Linked DNA regions of Homo sapiens: region 2 is linked to region 1. A link is a contact called in ENCODE Hi-C or POLR2A ChIA-PET data. All regions are on one chromosome and are shown on one strand. Each heading gives the region's core, a stretch centred on a gene start or an enhancer-like site at or near the end of the contact. The rest is flanking DNA. Distances are from core to core; before and after follow the strand shown. Region 1 has its middle 35 kb from the start of GATA5. Region 2 holds the start of MIR1-1HG (MIR1-1 host gene).

The links. Hi-C counts contacts between places; a loop is a spot of excess contacts on that map. ChIA-PET counts read pairs that join two places held with the same protein, here RNA polymerase II (POLR2A). Pooled maps may share reads with other maps.
Region 2: a loop to region 1 is called in a pooled map of gastrocnemius medialis, with 4 times the contacts of the local background. The contact joins the promoter of MIR1-1HG here to the enhancer-like site in region 1. A Hi-C loop is called at or near these places in 9 of 168 maps with a recorded cell type or tissue (Right ventricle myocardium inferior, Right ventricle myocardium superior, gastrocnemius medialis and 5 more), 1 of 37 single-sample maps with no recorded cell type and 10 of 50 pooled maps. POLR2A ChIA-PET finds 5 or more read pairs at or near these places in 1 of 52 experiments (Panc1).

The regions. Positions count from the first base shown.
Region 1 is chr20:62,507,845-62,514,764 of GRCh38, forward strand. No RefSeq gene overlaps it. Among named protein-coding and RNA genes, the nearest start is that of GATA5, 35 kb to the left of the region's middle. RefSeq lists an enhancer at 3,601-4,410. Within about 2 kb of position 4,428, at least 4 of the 41 ENCODE cell types and tissues checked have a DNase peak (open chromatin) inside an H3K27ac peak, as active enhancers do; they include gastrocnemius medialis and psoas muscle, where a contact is called at or near this core.
Region 2 is chr20:62,545,914-62,552,833 of GRCh38, forward strand. MIR1-1HG (MIR1-1 host gene) reads left to right here and starts at 4,540. Exons shown (of 4, transcript NR_171007.1): 1 at 4,540-5,125. CRMA (cardiomyocyte maturation associated lncRNA) reads right to left here and starts at 5,648. Exons shown (of 7, transcript NR_033263.1): 1 at 5,513-5,648; 2 at 2,399-2,548; 3 at 1,914-2,087; 4 at 1,635-1,789; 5 at 1-945. RefSeq lists an enhancer at 4,627-5,502.

The DNA.
Region 1 (6,920 bases), core at 3,178-5,677:
GGTGTGGCCAGAGGGCCTTCGGCTCCCTAGCCTTGTCCCGGCCTTCAATTAGCTCAGAAGTGGGGCGAGAGCGGCCAGACAACAGCTTTGCAGCAGGGCCCCGACTCAACACCGCCTGTGTTCCCACAGCGCAAAGGTGTTCCTGGACCGACCCATGATGGAAGTGTGTTTGGTTCCAGGAGGCGTCCAGGGAGCTGGTCACAGAGCTGCTCCCTGCCCCAGGGGCCCTGGCGGAGCCCAGTGAGGTGGGGGCACTTTCCAGCCGCCGCTCCCTGCCACAGGGTCAGTCGCTGGCAGACGCTGGAGGAGCCCGTCCGACCGTGTGCTGGCCCTGCCTGGAGTACCCCAGCCCTGCAGGTGGAGGAGGGAGTCGAGGGCCAGCATCTGCTCCTGAAGGCAGGGGAACCCCTGGAGCAGGTCCGCCCCAGCAGAGGGGGTGGGTGGGGTTGGACCTGCAGGAGGGGGAAGAACGGGCCCCAGCAGGGGAGAGGGCTCTGTGTGCATCTGCTGGCCTGGGGGCAGCACCCACTGGACATTTCATGACGGGTTGCTGGTGTGACGGGGTGCGAGCTTGTCATCCGGCTGTCACCTGGCAGGATTCCTGCCCCTGCATCAGGGGGCAGACCCCCCTGGAGCTGAGGGCCTCAGGCCAACCACGTACCTGGAGTCCAGTACGCTCAGGACATGCAGGGACCCAGCCAGACCAGCTGGTGGCCCTAAGGCAGGGCGCGGGGTGGGGGACGAGGCAGCAGGCTCATGTAGAGACAAGCTGGGGGAGAAAGCACCCCAGGATTCTCAAAGTAGGTTCCTCCCAGCACTACTGTCCAGAGCTGATCCAAGACAGGGGTGAGGGGTGGCGCTAACCAGCCTGGGGCTGGCAAGGTGCACGGCATAGGCAAAGCTCGCCTGAGCTGAGAGCCACCTGCCTGTGTCCTGTGCCAGCACTTCGGGAGTCCTATCACTGCCCCGGACCATGGCCAACACTGCACACCACCTTGTGGAAAGGCAGCTCCATCCATCTGCTCAGCACCCCGGAGCCTGTGGGGTGACCCATGGGTGACACTTTGTTTCATCCAAGGTGGTTCTGCTCTACACCTTGTGTTTACAGCCTTGCTGGCTGTGATTGACAGCTTGATTTTGTCTTCAAAAACCCATCCTCTCTACTCCTCCACCCCTTCACCCTCCACCCTCCACTCCTCACCTCTCCACCCCTCCACCCTCACCCTTTCACCCCTCCATCCCTCCACCCCTCCACCCTCCACCCCTCAACCCTCCACCCCAACACTCCTCCACCCTCACCGCTTTACCCCTCCACCTTCCACCCTCCACCCCTCCAACCCTCCACCCTCCACCCTCCACCCCTTACCTCTGCACCCCTCCACCCTCACCCCTTCACCCCTCCATCCTCTACCCCTCTACCCCTCCATCCCTCTACTCCTCCACCTTCCACCCTCCACTCCTCACCTCTCCACCCCACCACGACTCCACCCTCACCCCTTTACCCCTCCACCTTTCACCCTCCACCCCTCCACCCTCCACTCCTCACCTCTCCACCCCTCCACCCTCACCCCTTCACCCCTCCACCCTCCACCCCTCCACCCCTCCATCCTCCACCCCTCCAGCCACCATCCCTCCACCCTCCACCCCTCCAGCCACCATCCCTCCACCCCTCCATCCTCCACCCCTCCACACCTCCACCCCTCCACCCCTCCACCCTCCATCCCTCCACCCCTCCACCCCTCCACCCCTCCATCCTCCACCCCTCTACCCCTCCACCCCTCCATCCTCCACACCTCCACCCTTCCATCTTCCACCCCTCCACCCCTCCACCCCTCCATCCTCCACACCTCCACCCATCCACCCCTCCATTCCTTCACCCTTCTATCCTCCACCCCTCCACTCCTCCACCCCTCCATCTCCACCCTCTATCCCTCCACCCTCCACCCCTCCATCCTACACCCCTCCACCCCTCCATCCTCCACCCCTCCACAATCCACCTGTCCACCCCTCCACCCCTCCATCCTCCACTGCTCCACCCCGCACCCTTCCATCCTCCATCCCTTCGCCCTCCACGCCCACCCTCCACCCTTCCATCTTCCATCCTCTCCACCCTTGCATCCTCCACCCCTCCACCCTCCACCCCTTCACCCCTCCATCCTCCACCCCTCCACCCCTCCGTCATCCACCCCTCCACCCCTCCATCCTCCACCCCTCCACCCCTCCGTCATCCACCCCTCCACCCCTCCATCCTTCACCCCTCCACCCCTCCATCCTCCATCCCTCCACCCGTCCCTCTTCCATCCTGCATCCCTTCACCCTTACATCCTCCATCTCCTCCACCCCTCCATCCTCCACCCCTCCACCCTCCACCCTTCCAGCCTCCATACCTTCACCCCTCCATCCCACCACCCTTCACCCCTCCATCCTCCACCCCTCCACCCTCCACCCCTCCAGTCTCCATCCCTTCACCCCTCCATCCCACCACTCTCCACCCCTCCATCCTCCACCTCTCCAACCCTCCATCCTCCACCCCTCCATCCTCTGCCCCTCCACCCCTCCACCCTCCATCCCTGCACCCCTCCACCCCTCCATCCTCCACCCCTCCACCCTCCATCCTCCACCTCTCCACCCCTCCACCTTCCACACCTCCACCCCCACCTCTCCACCCCTCCACCCCTCCATCCCTCCATCATCCACCTCTCTACCCCTCCACCTTCCACACCTCCACCCCTTACCCCTCCATCCCTCTACCTCTCCATCCCTCCACCTCTCCATCCCTCCACCTCTCCATCCCTCCACCCTCCACCTCTCCATCCCTCCACCCTCCACCCCTCCACCCATCCACCCCTCCGCCCTTCCATCCCTCCACCCTCCACCCCTCCACCCCTCCATCCCTCCACCCCTCCATCCTCCACCTCTCCATCCCTCCACACTTCCATCCTCTACCCCTCCATCCTTCCCTCCCTCCACCCTTCCATCCTCTACCCCTCCACTCCTCCATCCTTCTGCTGATTAACTACTCCCAGAACTCAGCACGTTCCCTAGGAATATCCCCTCTTGTGGGTCCTCTCACCTGCCCTGATGGTGAGGAAGGTCAGGCCCAGGTGGGAGTCCGGGCTGGGTGTGCCAGAGGGGCAAGGCAGAACCCTTAGCTCCCCCTGCTGCCCCAGGGCCTGAGTTGGGGCAGGAAGGCAGGGAAGAGGCCCACGGTGCCCGAGCAAAGCTGTCCCCCGTAAGCCTCTCTGTTCGCTCTTCCCGATGCCCTCTCGCCCTCCTGACCTCCACCCCTCCTGGGGGAGATACAGCCTCTGTTCACACTTGTGTGCCAGCATGCCTGTCTGTCCAGGGCCCTTTGATGCCACCAACACCTGACAAAGGCAGGCTGGGTGCTGCCATGCCCCCATTTTAAAGATGAGGAAACCGAGGCTGAGATGGGTGAAGTAACCACAACCTGACCCAGGAAGGGCCAGGCCCACCTCTGGCAGGGGCCCTGATGCTGATGAAGATGTCTTGGAAAGGTACAGCATGAAAGGCTTGGCCTCGCAGATGGAATTTCCCATGTCAGGGAGCAAGTGTTTTCTGGCCTTTTCAGGGACCCTGTAAATGGCCTCTGGGCCCCCAGGCCGGCCCAGGCCAGCAGGCTGCAGTCTGACTCAGCTTTCTGTGAGGGTCAGGCTGTCCTGGCTCTGCCACGCCCCAGCCCATCCCCCACTTAGCCAGGCACCTCCCTACTGCCTGGCGCTGAGGCTTCACCCTCCCACTGCAGCATGCGGTGGGACCACCCTGGCCCCAGTGCAGGGGTGTCCGGGATCCTCTGGGGTGCCTTCTGCCCCAGGGTGTAAAGCCTCCCATGGCAGCCCCTCCTCCAGCCTGGCTCAGATCCCCACCCCACGCCTTGCACCTGTCCATTCCTGGCTTTAAATAGCCATGACGAGCTATCCAGCTCCTCCCTGTGCTGATGGGGCCAGCACAGACTTCCCCAAAATGCCACCTCTTCCCACTGCCCATGGGCAGGCCAACCAGTCCTGGGTGCAGCAGGAAAATGGCCAGAGGACACTCAGCATGGCTGGAGAGCCGGGATGCCTTGGTCCAGGCCAGGCTTGCCGCGACCTTGGAGAGGACAGAGAGGCAGGGCTTGGGGCGGTGGCTCTCATGGTAGTGGAGTGGCCTGTCTGTGAAGCCTGGGCAGTAGCCGCTACCGAGTCCCTGGTGCCATGGTCCCCCAAAAGGCCGTGGTGGTTAAGCCCTTTGCACATGGGCAGGTGGCAGGTGCAGCCGTAGAGCCCCGCATTAGTGCCTGTGCTGGTTTCCTGCCCAGCTCCAGGTCTGGGTGAGGGTGGAGGGTGCCCGGAGCCGAGCATGGAGCCCGGCCGAGGCCTGTCTCGGAAGTATCCTCTGTGGCCCTCCCTGTGCCCGAGCAGAGTGAGCCGAGGCTGCTCTCCAGCGGCTGCACCTCAGTGCTGTGGCTCCGTGGCTATTTTTAACCTGAGTATGGTAAATGCATTTCTACAGGAAAACCACTCTCCTCGATCAATCCCTGCAGCTGCTCGGCATGGATGGCAGGGCTCACACGCAGCCTGTCTGCTCCTGTCCAGGCTGCTGAGGACTGTAACCGAAGCCCATTAGCTGACCGGGAGGGATAAATCCAGCTCCTCTGACAACTGCTTCTCGCTGGTCTTCTCTGGGGACAGACAGCCCTCCCCACCCACCCCCTGCTGCTCCTTAATATAACTCTGAAGTCATGCCTAGTGCTCAGAGGATGGCTTGGGAAGAGAACTTGGGCCTGGGTTCCCCGGTGATTGGGGGCACAGGGTGGTGGTGGCTGGAGCAGGAGCGTGAAGCCCCAGGCTTCACTCGCAGGGAGTGAGGGGGGCTTGTCTTGGGGCAGTGTCCTGGCACCATTGAGCTGGGGGTTAACTCAGAGCCATGATCCCCCTCAGGTTGCCTGCAAAGTACCCCGGGGCTGAACTCATGGGGGATTTTGGGAGAGAGCTGGCTTTCGTCAGATCCTCAAAGGGATCCTTGAACTAAGAGGTAAAGAGGCCCCAGTCCGAGGTGCCTGTCTGCCGGCTGCCTGCGACGCTGCAGGGAAGGTCCTGGTACCTGCTCAGAGGGTCTCCCCACCCTCCTGGTCTGCAGGCCCCGCCTGGAGCACTCTCTGCCCCCACTTCCTTCCCGTTGTCCTCCTCCTCAGCTGCACTTTGCACTCGCGCTGGTTTCTTTGCCGTTTGCTTCTCCCCCGAGGAGCTCTGCCGGGGCAGAGGCTGGCTCGTTCATGGATGTTACTCCGGTGCCTGGAGCAGTGCTGGGTACAGAGTAGCAGCTTAGCAAGTATGTGCAGAATGTTCCAGAAGAAGGTGTAGGGCGGCATATCAGTCAGGACAGGCCGGGCTACACTTCAGCAACAGATACACCCGCCCCACGTCCGCGTGGCCTCAGACAACAAACGTTGATTTCTTTGCTCACTTTGAGCATCCCGGAGCCATGGTGGCCGCCGTGGACAGGCCAGGACATCGTCATCATGGGGAGTGGCTCCCTGTCTCCTTGTGTGTCCTGCCCGCGTGTCTGCTTGCGTGTCTGCCAGTGTGTCCTGCCCGGGGTCTTCTGCACATCAAGAGGCTCTTGACGTTTCTCTTGTCAGACCAGGTCCAGGTCCACGGCCAAGGAAGGCAGTAGGACTCTTGGGATAGGAAGGACGGGAGCCGGGAATCGGGGCAAGGGCCCTTTGGCCAGAGGAGGCTCTGGTGAGCATGGGGGTGGTGTCACTTGGGGCCACCGGGAAGCTCCCTGCCCTGCTTGGCATTGTGTGGTGGGCACGGCCCCGCAGAGGGAGAGGGCTCATGGAGGAAGGAGAGGGCTTTTTCCTGGAGCAGGGATGGCCTTGTGTCACCCCTCATCCCTTGGAACTGGATCAGAGCCGGCGAAGGAGCCCTGGCCCACAGCCCCAGCCCCATCCCCGTGTGGCCCTTCCTGAGGCTCCCTGGGGGGAGGCTGAGCTGGCACAGGTACATCAGCCATGCCTTCCTGGGTGTGCCTGTGACCTTTGACATGATTTGCGAGGCAGTTTCATTTGGGGTCTTTATTTTCCAGCCAGGCCTTGGAGGCTCAGTTGATCTCAACAGGGAGGCAAATACATTGTGACCTTCTGCTGGGAAAGATGTTAACTTTTGCAGTATCCCGTGGGCGATGACACATGGGACAGGGGAAGGGACGTGTCTGTCGTGGGTGCGTGAGGCTGCAGGGACGCCGCCTCTCCAGGCTTGAGGACCCTCTGCCAGGCCTCGGAGCTGGGACGTGATAGCCACCCCATCTAGCCCCTACTCTGAGGTTGGGAAGCTGAAGCCAGGGGAGGGAAGGATGCCTGGGGCCCGCCAGGGAGAGGAGGCAGGGTCTGAGGTGGGGAAGCTGAGGCCAGGGGAGGGAAGGGTGCCCAGGGCCCGCCGGGGAAAGGAGGCAGGGCTGGGTTACCACCATCCACCTGCCTGTGAAGGGTTGGCCAGGCCTCGGCCACACTGAGTCAGCGGCTCAGACAGTGTCTGGTCCTTCCTGTGCCCTGGTGAGCAAAGCCTGTGAGCCCTAGTGTCCCTGGCCTCTTGGGGCTTCTGTGGGGGTGACGGCATCAACGTGTACAACAACATCGTCATCATGGGGAACCTGGGGGAGCTGAATCCATGCCCAGGGGCCTAGGAGAGGCTGGTGACAGTGAGGACCACTAGGGAGGGGCCGTGAACCTCCAGGGCTGAGAGGGAGACTCATTTTTTATGCCATCTGGCGCAGTTAGATTTTAGAAAAACAAACGTGGATATACTGTCTTTGAAGAAAATGAAAATAAAACCAGTAACAAGAACAACGATGGCATCAGTAGTCACGGTAACAGAGCTCTGGAGGTCAAGGCTGGCGGCCCCGGCCATTCCCAGACT
Region 2 (6,920 bases), core at 3,290-5,789, 38 kb after region 1:
CTTCCTCATCACCCCTAAGGGGGTGCTGTGGCCCCCCTTCCCAGTTGAGGAAGCTGAGGTCAGAGAGGTGAGAGACCTGCCCTCATCCACACCCAGGCCCAGGCTCGGAAGGGCCTCCCCCTCCACCGGGGCACAGTGATGCTGGGCGCTGGCACTGGTGAGGCGCCTCCCTCAGCCCGTCCTGCTGGTGCAGGAATGCCAAGGAATTGTGGGTGGCAGGGCCCTCCCCTGGACAAGGGTCCATCTCAGGGTGTCTGCCCCGTCGGCTGAAGACCCCCTCTCCCTGGCAGCCGGGGCCTGGTCACAGCTGCTCCTGGGACCCTCACCTTGACTGTGTGAATTTCTGCCCACGATAGAGACCCCGAATCCACGGCTGTGGCGGGTGCAGGAGGAGGAGGATGGCCCTGCCGGGGCGTGTGTGCCACATTCTGAGCACAGACATCCCTAGGGGATTGGGATGCCGCCTGGCCCTGGGGGCTAAGGGGCCACTTGGGACACTCAGCGGTGGCCCAGGGTGAGGCTGGAATCCAGAATCAGATGGTCCTTCCCGGCAATGCAGCCCCCTCCGCAGACCGGATGGTGTGGCCCCGTGGGAAGCGCTGTGGCGTGGGGCTCCATGACCGCCCTTGGCTTCCGAGAAACCGCTGCTCTCCTGCGTCCGCCCTCCGCTCAGCTTGTGTGGTGAACTCCCCTCGTGCGCGAGGTGCCCTGTGGCCAGAGTCTGCATGTGCCTCTACTTACCCAAATCCCAGGGGCCTCTCGCTGGGAGCTGCCCCCACCCAGTCAGCCCCGGGACCCTCTGGTCTGTGCTGCAGCCTCTGCGTTGGGCAGCCTCTCTCCTGTTTGCTCTGGCACCATCCAGGCCACAGTCTCCGTGCTCCCCACTCTCCAGCCCGGCTCCCCTCTTGCTGCACTCAGAGTCCTGGGGCTGGGGCAGGTTCAGATCTGGGGACAGACAAGGATGTAGGGGCAGGAAGATAGGCTCTGGGTCTTCGCGTGCTGGGCAACTGGCTTTTCCTCCTGAGCCTCAGTTTCCCCACCTACAAAATGGTCTCAGAAGGCTCCCTGGTGACGGGCCGTCCCCCTCCTAGGGATGCACTCTGTTCCTCAGGGCCCAGGCCATCTGACATCCCCCCTTGCTCTTGTGACCACATCTGCTCCAACAGTGAATCTTTCGGGCAAACTTTCAAGGCACAGCCAGAGCTGGGCAGCCCTCCCCAGGGCACCGCAGCTGGGCAGGGCCCCTGATGCTCCAGCCTCTGCCCTCCACCCTCACCCTCAGCAGATAAGCCATAAGGACCCTGCTATAGCCGTGCCAGCCTGCCCAGGCCTGTGCCCCTCAGCAGGACACCTGCAGCCCTGGCACTGGCCTACAAGGCCTGACGTGGTCTGACCCTGCCCGAAGCCCAGCCCCAGGCCACCCATCCACTGCCACTGCCCCAGTGGCAGCCATGCTGGCCTCCTGCTGCCCGCTGGACACACCAGGCCCCCCTTCCCGCCTCCGGGCTCCTGCCTTCCTGTACACACTCCCCGGGGTGCTCTTCCGGGACCCTTCCCCGCCTGCCCCTCTGACATCACTGGGGGGCCTGTTCATTCACCCCCACCCAGGCCTTCCCTGACCTCTGACCTCTGACCTGCAAGGCGGGACTCCAGGCCCTGCCCCCTGCTCCCCGGCTGCTCCTTCCGGCCCCCATGCCTGGCGCTGGGCCTGTCTCCACATTCCCTGGGCTGTGCATTTTCTCTCTCCCCCGCTGTCCCATACGGCGCCAGCTACATGAGCCTCCTGAAGCTGAAACAAATCAAAGCTGCACTGACTAAAAAATCCAGGTCTGCAGGGGCACCAGCCCCGTTTCTGAGAGCTTGGCAGCCACCGTGGCCAGTGGGAGCCGTGTGAGACAGGGCAGAGCACTCACCGTCATGGCGTGTTCCACCGGACGGGGCCTCGTGGTCAGCCCCGCAAGGGCGGGGTGAGCCTGCTTGTCCCCTGCTTGGGTCCTTGCTCAGGCGTCCCTGTGGGGCGAGGGCTGTGGTGGCCTTGCTGTCGGGGCTTACTGCTTGCTCCTTCATTCATTCACGCCTTAAACCACCTGCAGACACCAAGGGGAAAGTCTCGGGGGCCTAGGCCCTTCTCCCCTCTCTTCCCCTTCTGCCCCCTCTACCCCGTCTCCCCCTTCTCTCCCCTCTCCCCTCCCTCCCGTCTCTCCTACCCACTGCGGTCTCCCTTTCAAATCATGGTGGAGTGGGCCACGGGCAGCACGGCCCTGGGCCGTCAGGGGCGAGGGCTATGGGCTCTGACTTTACTGCCCTGGCGAGGACAGCCGTGGACATGGTGGGGGCCAGAACACACCCAGCTCCGATCAGTGCTTGGTATGGGACCTTGGGAGAGTGAGGCACCCACCCTGAGCCCACGTTCCTTCTCCGTAAAGTGGGGACAGCAAAATGCTCTCCTCTTAGGGATGCCTTGAGTGCAGCATAGAGCCCCTGCAGAAGCTTCTGGAACACCAGGCAGCCTAAGTGCTGTGTGCCGGCTGTTACTGTGAGGCTGGTGCTATGGGTAAACGGGGGAACTGCTCTGTCTTCTGGCTCTGTCCTACGGCCTGGGGGCTGTCAGATCTGGCCACCCACACCAGCCCTTCTCCTGGAAGGAGATGGCCCTGTGCCCGTGCCCTGGTCCGTGGGTGTGGGGCTGCCGTGAGGAGGGTGATTTATGGCCACGTCTGCTGCATACCCTCTCTCTCACCACCACAAAGCACCCGCATCCTTTACAGAGCCGCCTGCCCAGGCCTGCAGACTGCTCCCCACCTCCCCCATTGTGGCTGTCTATGCCCCTGACCCCAGCTGCAGGCCTGGCCTGCCCCCCTCAACCCTGCCTGGAGACGGCAGGCAGGAGGAAGTGGGCTGCAGGGGAGGGGCCTTGCAGGGGGAGTTTGGACACCACACCTCACACCACGCTCTCCCGCTGCCAGTGGGAAGCCGAGTGGCTATTTAGTTTCCAGAAAAGTGCTCAGACCAGGTAGAAGCTTAAAACCTCCTGGCCTCCTTTATGGTGAGACATGGGGTCTTTAGCGGGGCGTACAGGGCTGGGAGAAGGGCCTGGCATCACTCAAGAAGCCTCTGCACTGGGCAGGTGCAGGGGGCGTCCCTCTGTCCCTCGCTGTCGCTGGCCGGAGGACACCAGAGTGGGTGTCGGCGTGTGTGGCGAGTGTGGCTGGGGCTCCGGCTTCTCCCCATGACTCTGCAGAGCCGGCCTTGGGATGTGGGGAAGGGGCCGTGAGCCCAGGAGGTGAACCTGGAGGAGAGCCCTGCCTCAGCTCCTGTGGGCCAGCCTGGGGGGTGTGCAGGCTCCTCAGGGGCTCCCCTGGGATTAGATGCAGCTGAGCCTGTTCTGAGCGGCATAGACTCCCCGGCCCTGTGTCCCTAACTGGCCAGAACCACAAGGGGATGCCTTCCTAAGTCCGGGAGGCACTGGGGACATTTATGAGGTGGCTTCTGAACAGGAGGACCTATGCTCTGGACAGGACTCACAAATACCAAAGCTCATTGTCCCCATCACACGGGCCTGTGCCTGCCACCAACGAGCGGGGTCCCCGGACCACTGTGGTCCACTGTCATTCCACGACCTGGTCCCCAGTCCTGTGGGGCCCCAGAGAGATGGGACGACCAGCCAGCGTCACACAGCCTGTGAGGACAGTCTGCCAGTTCAGGCCTCTGGTCTCTGCGTCCAGGCCCTGCAAGGACAGATCCCCGTCAGGCCCCGTCCCAGGCCCTCGTCTGTTACATAATTCGGGCGTGAAATCCCGGAAGGGGGAGCTCCTGAGCCCGTCCAGCACCCGGGATTGGGGTCTCCCCATCACACACCCTTGGTGGCAGGGCCTGGCTGGGGGCGGCAAGCAGGTTGACCTTGCCTCTGTCCAAGGCGACTGGCATTTGTCATGACTTGGGGTTGGCTTGAGAGTCTCCGGAAACCCAGGTGGCTCTGTCACCACCTGATCCTGGCCCCAATTCTAGGCAAAAGGGCAGAGCCGATGGGACTGTGGAGGGGGCCACCCACTCCTGGTGGCCTGGGTGGGCTCAGCCCACTGGAGGCTCAGAGCAGCGAAGGAGGCCGTACCATTCTGCCCGCCCCCCCCACCCCCGGCCCTGCAGCCTGGGAGATGCCCGGGTCTCCCCAGGGCACCCTAGGAGCCGGCTGGCATGGCATGGAGGCTGCTGCCCGGCTACTGAGGAGGCGCCTCTGTACTGGCTGGGCTAAAAATAGCGGGGGGATCTCGGGCAGGGACAGCCGGTGGGAGGCCTGTCAGGGAGGGGCCGGGAGGGGCAGGACAGCAGCCTGAGCCCGGGACCCGCCGTCAATGGCGTGGGTGCTCCCACCCTGTTCCCGGTGGCCGGGCCAGCCGCGGCCCAGCTGACAGGCTATTTTTTCCCCTGCTTGACTAAATATGGTCAGGGAGCGCAGCCCGAGGGGGCCACTTGGCCAGGGCCGCGTGTTTGGGATGCTTGGCCGGGTATATAAGAACTGCAAAGGTGAGGCCGGCTCCTGACCCGAGGGGGGCCCCCACGCCCGCTCTGGCCTCTCAGGTCAGGCCCTCCCCTCCCCTCCCCTCCCCTCCCCCGCCCCTGTGTCTCCGCGAGCCGGCTGTGTGCCTGCGAGAGCGTGCACACCCGCGGGACCTTCCCTTTTGTTCCACCCTGACCTCTACCTTCTCTACCTTGTGCTGACCCCGCTGGGGTGCAGGGGTTCCCTTCGGAGGAGGCCGGGGCTCAAGGTGTGCAGCTCGGCCGCCTCTCCCTAACTCTGCACCAGCGCCTTCTCTCTCTCTCTCTCTCTCTCTCTCTCTCTCTCTCTCTCTCAAGATCTCCCTCCTGCTAAGTCTGCGCTGCTGCAGGAGGGCTGGGGGAAGGGCAGGGGTGTGGAGAGGGGGTGCCTGGTGTCTTCTTTCTCTCTCTGCCCCCACCAAGTGCGGACGCATCGAGCTTCGGCCCCCACCCCTGCATTCGCGATTGGCTCCCGGAGGAGGTGGCTGGTGCTGCCGCCGCTGCAGCATCTCCTAGGGAGCCGCGACCCTGCGCCCGCCGCCGCTGCCGCTGTCACCAGCCCGGCCCCAGGGGTGCCCTGGGCTCCGCGGTGAGTCCTGCTCAGCCCATCACCACCGCTGGGCCGCCGGGACGGCCCCTGCAAACTTGCCGGGCACCGCGGTGGGGGGTGTGCCTGCCAGCGAGGTGGGTGCTGCGGGTGCCGGCGCCGTGCGGCTCCGGCGGGGGTGCCGTGGAGTTTTCTCTTGGCTCGCGGCATCATCCACATTTGGAAAACTGCAGAGCCAGCAGCCGGCAGGGCCTGGAGGGCGCGTCCAGCTGGGAGGCAGGAACTTTGACTTGCGGGCATTTTGCAAGAAAGCAGCGGCCCCCCACGCGGGCAGTGGATGGCATGGGGGCTTCGGGGCTGGGCTGGGGGCGCGATTCACCTGCCGCTCCGCAACAAAGCCCCGGCAGCCGGGCGTGGGGCTAAACTTACCTTGAACTTGCAGTATCCCCCACTGAGGTGCTGGTGGGGGGCAGGGATTCCCGAGCTGAGCGGCGGCGAGGCTGCCCCCGGCCGGGACTCGGCACTTCTGCAGCTCTCCCAGCCACGTCAGGGTCAGGAGGCGTTTACAGGGGCAGGGCGGCGAGGTGGGGGGCGGGGGGCACATGTGGGCGGAGACTAGGGGGGCTTCGGGGAGAGCAGCCCTGGTGGTCGGCGTCTGTGCAGGTCCCTGCTGGGGAGCTTGACTTCCCGCGTGGCCTCCCGCGGCGCTGATGCCGGGGGCCGGGCGGTATTCACCGCTGAAGAGCCCCGGAGGAGGCCCCGGGCACAGGAGCCAGCTCGGCTCACGGTGGGGTCTGCTTGGAGGCGGCTGGGTGCTCTTTTTCTATGCAGACGGGAAACTTTTTGAAAAGTGACTACAATTCATTTGTGAGTGGGCAGAAGTCCTGTGGACTCTGGCTGGGTCTGGGGTGACTCTCCTGCCCTTTGGGACTCCCAGCTTTCCCCTTGACCCCCAGACCCCGTCCAGATGAATGCCTCACAGGTCGTGGGGGCTTGAGCCAGGCTGCGGGAGTGTCCCAGGCTCTGAGAGCTCATGTGCCAGGGAGCTGGGGACGTTGAGGAGGCCTTTTCCCTGGACTCCGGGGACGGTTATTGCGGAGGTCTTGGGAGGGCACAGATGAGCGGCGGAACCCAGGTGCCCCCGAAGTTGAAGCTCAGGCTGCGGTGTCGGGTGCCCTTTTTGTATCCTTGGCTACGTGAAAATGATAAATCACAGCAGCTACGTGGAAATGGGACATCAGCTTCTGCTTCTGTCTGCCATTTGCTCCTTCCTTTGTAGAGGGGATGCCTCCAGAGCCTTAAGCACAACCCCCACCCCCCGCCCCCACCCACCCCCACGTGAAACTCCAACCCAGCCATGCCCAGCTGCAGACCCACTGCCACACAGCCACAGCATGCTCAGTGGCCTCTGCACACTGCAGGCTCTGCGGAGACATTGCCCTGCCCTGGGTGGTAAGAGAGAACCAACTCGCTCCGGGCTGTCCCCTCGCATGGACGGGCTGCCTGGAGGAGCAACAGAGTCATGTTGGACCTCTCTTCCTGATGAGGACAACGGGAGGTCCTTTCATGTCCCGGGGCTGCTGTCCCACCCCACGCCAGGGTCAGTGGCAGGACAGGGGCCAGGGCCCAGCTGGACCCCACCGCTTAGCAAGCCTCCTGTGTCTGTGCCCGGCCTGCACCCCCAACTGGCGCCTCCCTGGCCCCCGTCCCCCCCAGGCACCTGCAAAGCCTTCTTTCCACCTCTCACCACCGCACGTGCCAGGCTCGCCCTGGGCCACTGCGAGGCCTCGAAACCCTGCAGGCCTCCTCCTCCTCCTCCTCCTCCTCTCCCCGCTCC